2 separate regions of the Homo sapiens genome follow, and region 1 is linked to region 2. Evidence: chromatin contacts called from ENCODE Hi-C data. All regions are on one chromosome and are shown on one strand. Each heading gives the region's core, a stretch centred on a gene start or an enhancer-like site at or near the end of the contact. The rest is flanking DNA. Distances are from core to core; before and after follow the strand shown.

Region 1 (2,700 bases), core at 58-2,557, 290 kb before region 2:
TACGTGAATAGCTTGTGGCCAAGGGATAACATTAAAAATTCAAAAAGGAAACTTCGTTTGATATGCCCAAGTAAATGGGAAACTGTCTTGGGCCTCGTTTCGCTCGATTCTTCTATCTGGGATTTTGAGCCCCTTGAAAGCCACAGGTGGAGAGAGCTCCTTCCGGGGTCCAGGCCCTCTCGGCCTCCGACAGCCGAGCAGCTCGGCTTTTCCAGGCCTCCAGTGTGCGCGGCGCTAGCCGTCGGACCCAGCGTCCCGCGGAGTAGCGCGGATTCCGCGTGATCCCCTCCAAACAATGCGGACCTCGCCGCTCATTCTGGCGTCCGGTGACACCCGAGACTCCCCGTCTGACGTTAGTATCATCTCTTCCAGCCTGGGTTGAAGGCGTCCCCTGAGGACTCGTCGCAGCCTGGGCTCCCTGCTGGGACGCGACTCCCGCGCCTCTCGCCTGCCTGGCCCTGGGCGTGCACCGCCGGGGAAGAGGCCGGGACGGGGTCGCCGGGCTGTGCCATCCGCAGACCAAAGCCGCGGCTCGGGCTCCGGAGGAGATTCGCTGGGCGACCACCCAAGGCAGCTCCCTCCGTGCGCGGTCTCCCTAAATGGACCAGCCCTGTCTTTACAAGAAAAAGGATTTTAAAAAAAGAAGAAAGAAAGAAAATAAAGAAAGGCGAGCGCAGCTGAGACGGCATCAGCTGCCTTTCTTCCCACACTCGCCGGTGTCACACCCATGAATCACCTCCAGACGGGGCGGCAGCTTCCCTAATTAGCCTGGAGACGCTCAGGACCCACAGGGTTATAAAACAACAACAATAACAAACTTTTACTTTTATTCAAATGCACACTTCCTTCCCTCGGCGCCCACGCCCGCCGCAGGCCACTGACTTAGAGGGCGGATCCGGAGGTCACCTGGAGTCCCGGGTCCCTCTCACCGACGCGCGCGGGTGCCCTGGGCCAGTCCCGGACTGACTTGCCACCACCTCCGGGTCTCCGGTGCCCCCCGGCCCTCCCGGAGCCCCGACAGCGCCGCTGCGCGGACAGGCCGAGGCGGGTCGGGAGCGGCGCGGGCTTGGGAGGGAGCGCTGGGCAGCCGGGCCCGCACCCCGATTGCCCTCCCCGCACCCCGATCGCCCTCCCGCCTCCCGCGGGGCGTCCAAGGCCCAGGCCGGCGCCTGCGCCCCCCGCCCCGAGGTCTCGGCCCCACTCCGCCGGGCCAGCTGCGGAGGCGGCGTTGGGAGCTGTGCGCCGCGGGGGAGGTGCGCGCGGCGGCCGGCGAGGGGAGCTGAGCGGCGTCCGCCCCCGCCGAGCCGAGCGGAGCCGAGCGAAGCCGGCGCGCCTGCAGCTGGGAGCTGGGAGCTGGGAGCGCGCCGGGCGCAGGGCCGGGCCGGCCGCGGGAGGGTAGTGTCAGCGCCCGCGTCCAGCTCTTCGGCCGCAGACCCGGGCTGTCTGGAGGCCGCGCGGCCACCTGCTGCGTCGCCCCGGCTTTGGGCTGGGGCTAGACGCGCACCGCGGCGGGAGCAGCCCCGGCTCGCCGCACCCCGCGGAAGGTGCCCTTCTCTGCGCGTCTCGCCGAGCCCGGGCCACGCTCCTGTCCCAGGTACCTCGAGGGGTTTGAAATCGCGTGTCCCAAGGCAGGCGTGGGTCGAAGGCGGGGTGGGCGCGGGGGCACCGGGCGGAGGTGGGGCGGGCCGGGGCTAGGGGGTCGAGGGCAGAGGCCGTGAAGCCAGGGGCCCCTCGGACCCGGAGAGGCGCCACCCCCGCCGCCGAAGCCCTGGGCAGCTCCTGCGGCCGAGGGGGAGCCGGACGCGCTCGTGCAAGTGCCCAAAGTTTCCCTTTGCTCACTTTGCTGGACCCAACTTTCCACTGTGAGGCAAATCCAGCAGTTTACGCGCCAGGAAAATGAAAGAGGAGGGAGAGAAGGTCCTGCTCGGTTGAAATTGCTAGCATACGAGGTCTTTATGCCCACTGTCTCCACACGCAGTTGCAGGGGAAAGGAGTGGACACATTCACGAACTGCCTTATGCTTTAGGTGATGGTTTATTTAACAGGTTTTAGGCTTTGATTACACGCCACCCGGGAGGGATTCTGGAGTTGATCTAAGAAGTGTTCACATTTTTAATCAACAAATATTTGTTGAACAGAAGCTTCATCATAGGCAAAGATTCGGTATGAAGTTCACATGTGATCAGAGCATAATAGTCACTTGCTTTTGAAATGCAAGTCAGAAGCAGTGCGGCTGTGTGAATTTGACTCCGTGTAGGTGCAAACCGCCTGCAGGCATCAGGTCCTGTTGACAGTTTTGAGCCAGGAAATCCAAGTGGAAGACAGGCAGCTGTGTTACCCTTTTAGAGCCAGCTCACACCTTCCCAAACTGGTCTTAAGGTATCCTACTAGGTTATTGGAGCCTGCAGGCTTCCTTCATTTGCATATACCATAGACTAGAATCTGTGTAGACCCCTGGTATTTTCCCTGGAGCTCGGTCCCACGGGCGCACACCTGGAATGATGGAGCACTGTGGTCATCCTAAGAACCTATTGAGGTTATAAAATTGTGAGGAGAAAGATATCTAGAGACAGTGTCGTGTGGAGCTGGTGGAGAAGGTTGAGCTGGGCTGGTTTCTGGGCTCTGCCCCTATGCTGTGCCATCTTGGAGTCTGAGGCAACAGGAAAAATCAGGAACACTGATCCTGTCTTTATTTAAAAA
Region 2 (2,700 bases), core at 168-2,667:
TGCTCTGTTCCCCAGGCTGGAGTGCAGTGGCACAATCCCAGCTCACTGCAACCTCCACCTTGCTGCGCCCAGCCTGAACATTCTTTTTTTCTTTTCCTTTTTTTTGAGATGGAGTCTTGCTCTGTCGCCCAGGCTGAAGTGCAGTGGCGCGATCTCGGCTCACTGTAAGCTCCACCTTCCGGGTTCACGCCATTCTGCCTCAGCTTCCCGAGTAGCTAGGGTTACAGGTGCCCACCACCACACCCAGCTAATTTTTGTATTTTTAGTAGAGATGGGGTTTCACCGCGTTGTTCAGGCTGGTCGCGAACTCCTGACCTCAGGTGATCCACCTGCCTCGGTCTCCCAAAGTGCTGGGATTACAGGTGTGAGCCACCGCGCCTGGCCTTCTTTACTTTTGAATTACAATTTTGTCAGATATAATATTCTTGGCTGGCCAGTTTTTGTTTAGTATGTTTTAGCACTTTGAACATATCATTCCACCCTCTTCTAGCCTATAATAAAGTTTCTTCTGGGAAATCTGCTGATAATCTAATAGACGTTATCTTGTATTTGTTGGGTCACTTTCCTCTTATGGCTTTCAGGATTCTTTGTGACTTTTGACAACTTCATTATGATTCTTCTTGGTGTAGATCAATTTATTGTAGTTGGGGTTCTTTGAACTTTTTGAATTTGTATGTCCATTTCTATCCTCATATTTGGGAAGTTCAAATAGGCTCTCTTCTCCTTGTAGAACTCTCATAATGTGTATGTTGTTTCACTTTGTGCTGTCCATAGGTCCCTTAGGGTATCGCTATTTTTCTGTTATTCTTTTTTCTTTTTGCTCCTGTGCCTCAGTAATTTCAAAAGTCCTATCTTTAAGTTCACTGATTCTTCTGCCTGCTCAGGTCTGCTGTTTAGTCCTTCTAGTGAAATTTTCAATTCAGGTTTTGTATTCTTCAGTTTTAGAATTTCTGTTTGGCTCTTTATAGTTTCTATCTCTATTGATATTCTCATTTTGTTCATGCATCATATTCCAAATTTCATTTAGTTGTCTGTCTCTGCTCTCTTTTAATTTACTGAGCAATCTTATGACAGTTATTTTGAATTACTGGGCAGTTCATATGTCTTCATTTCTTTGGGGTTGGTTTCTGGAGTTTTAACTTGTTCCTTTGGATATACCATATTTTTGTTTATTTGTATATCTTGTTTTTTGTTGTTGGGATCTTGGCATTTGAAAAATCAGCCACCTCTCCCAGTCTTTGCAGTTTGGTTTTGTAGTGGAAGGATTTTCTTCAGTCAGCCTAGTTAAAGACTCTGGAGCCCTTTGAGCCTTTTCTGGGGCCATGTCCTCTCTGCTTGTGGGTGTAATCTCCTAATTGAAGTTGACTGGTTTCTAGTCAGGAGCTCTGCAGCACTGTGGCCTTGTTGGTATTGTAGTAAGCTGCAGTACTGGAGCTCCACCTAGTTTCTGTCTCTGGTACTGCAGCCTCTGGTGCCAACTGATGGCCTTTGTTCTTAGCTCCCAACCTGGTGCCCTGTTCCTGACACTATGATTTAGATGAGACAGAAATCATTCCCTCTGGCTGCACTCGAAAAAGTCAAAAACACTGGGTATACACCAACTTCTTTCTCTCCTTAGGGAGAAGTCGGGAATTGAGTGTTTCCTCACTGTGGTCTGTGCCCAAGAGAGGGCCTCTGGCTGTGGAATGCTCAGATTTTAAATCTGTGTCTCGTGTGGGGAATGTGTCTTGTGTGTCTGGGTTTCCTGTTTCTGTCTCGCTGATGTCACTCTCACACAGCCCTCTTTTACAGTAGAGGATCATGCTGTATGTACTGTCTGATAACCTTTTTTGCTGTCACTTAACATACTGTTGATAGGTACCTTGCTATGCCAGTAAATACAGATTGGTGTGATTTTTAATCCCTTCTTGAAGTCCTGTTATTCAGATATCATAATCAACCTTCTTGTTGGTCATTTAGATTGTTTCTAATTGTTCAGTTCTTTCGAAGTCAAATTCAATGAACATTCTTTTGTTTTTCAGAGACAGAGTCTGACTGTCACACAGGCTGGAGCGCAGTGGCACAGTCATAGCTCATGGCAGCCTCAAACACCTGGGCTCAAGTGATCCTCCTGTTTTAGCCTCCCAGGAAGCTGGGACTAAGGCATGCACCACCATACTGGGTTAATTTTTGTATTTCTTTTTGGTAGAGATGGGAGTATTGCTAAGTTGCCCAGGCTGGTCTTGAACTCCCGGCCTCAAATGATCCTGCTGCCTCTGCCTTTCAAAGAGCAGGTGTTACAGGTTTGAGCCACTGGTCCACTGGTGTCAGTGAGCTTTTTTTTTTTTTTTGGAGACAGGGTCTTCCTCTCTTGCCAAGGCTGGAGTGCAGTGGTGCAAACACAGTTCACAGCTCGCTGCATCCTTGACCTGGGTCATATGATCCTCCCACCTCAGCCTCCTGTGCGGCTGGGGCCACAGACATGCACCACCATGCCTGGCTAATTTTTTTTTTTTTTACTTTTTGTAAAAACAGGGTCTCACTTTGTTGCCCAGGCTGTTTTTGTTTGTTTGTTCGAGACATAGTCTCCCTCTAGCCCAGGCTGGACTGCAATGGTGTGATCTCAGCTCACTGCACCCTCTGCCTCCCGGGTTCAAGTGATTCTCCTGCCTCAGCCTCCCAAGTAGGTGGGATTACAGGCACTTGGCACCAGGCCTGGCT

What was found. A loop is a pair of places that touch in the nucleus more often than their neighbours do. Pooled maps may share reads with other maps.
Region 1: a map of CD8-positive, alpha-beta T cell shows a loop between it and region 2 (2.8-fold over the local background). The contact joins the promoter of CRACDL here to the enhancer-like site in region 2. A Hi-C loop is called at or near these places in 5 of 168 maps with a recorded cell type or tissue (CD8-positive, alpha-beta T cell, HepG2, MCF 10A and 2 more), 5 of 37 single-sample maps with no recorded cell type and 12 of 50 pooled maps.

Annotation. Positions count from the first base shown.
Region 1 is chr2:98,934,832-98,937,531 of GRCh38, reverse strand. CRACDL (CRACD like) reads left to right here and starts at 1,307. Exons shown (of 10, transcript NM_207362.3): 1 at 1,307-1,594. RefSeq lists a silencer at 1,940-2,140.
Region 2 is chr2:98,648,353-98,651,052 of GRCh38, reverse strand. All of the region lies in intron 8 of MGAT4A (alpha-1,3-mannosyl-glycoprotein 4-beta-N-acetylglucosaminyltransferase A), which reads left to right. Among named protein-coding and RNA genes, the nearest start is that of UNC50, 41 kb to the right of the region's middle. Within about 2 kb of position 1,417, at least 2 of the 41 ENCODE cell types and tissues checked have a DNase peak (open chromatin) inside an H3K27ac peak, as active enhancers do; they include CD8-positive, alpha-beta T cell, where a contact is called at or near this core.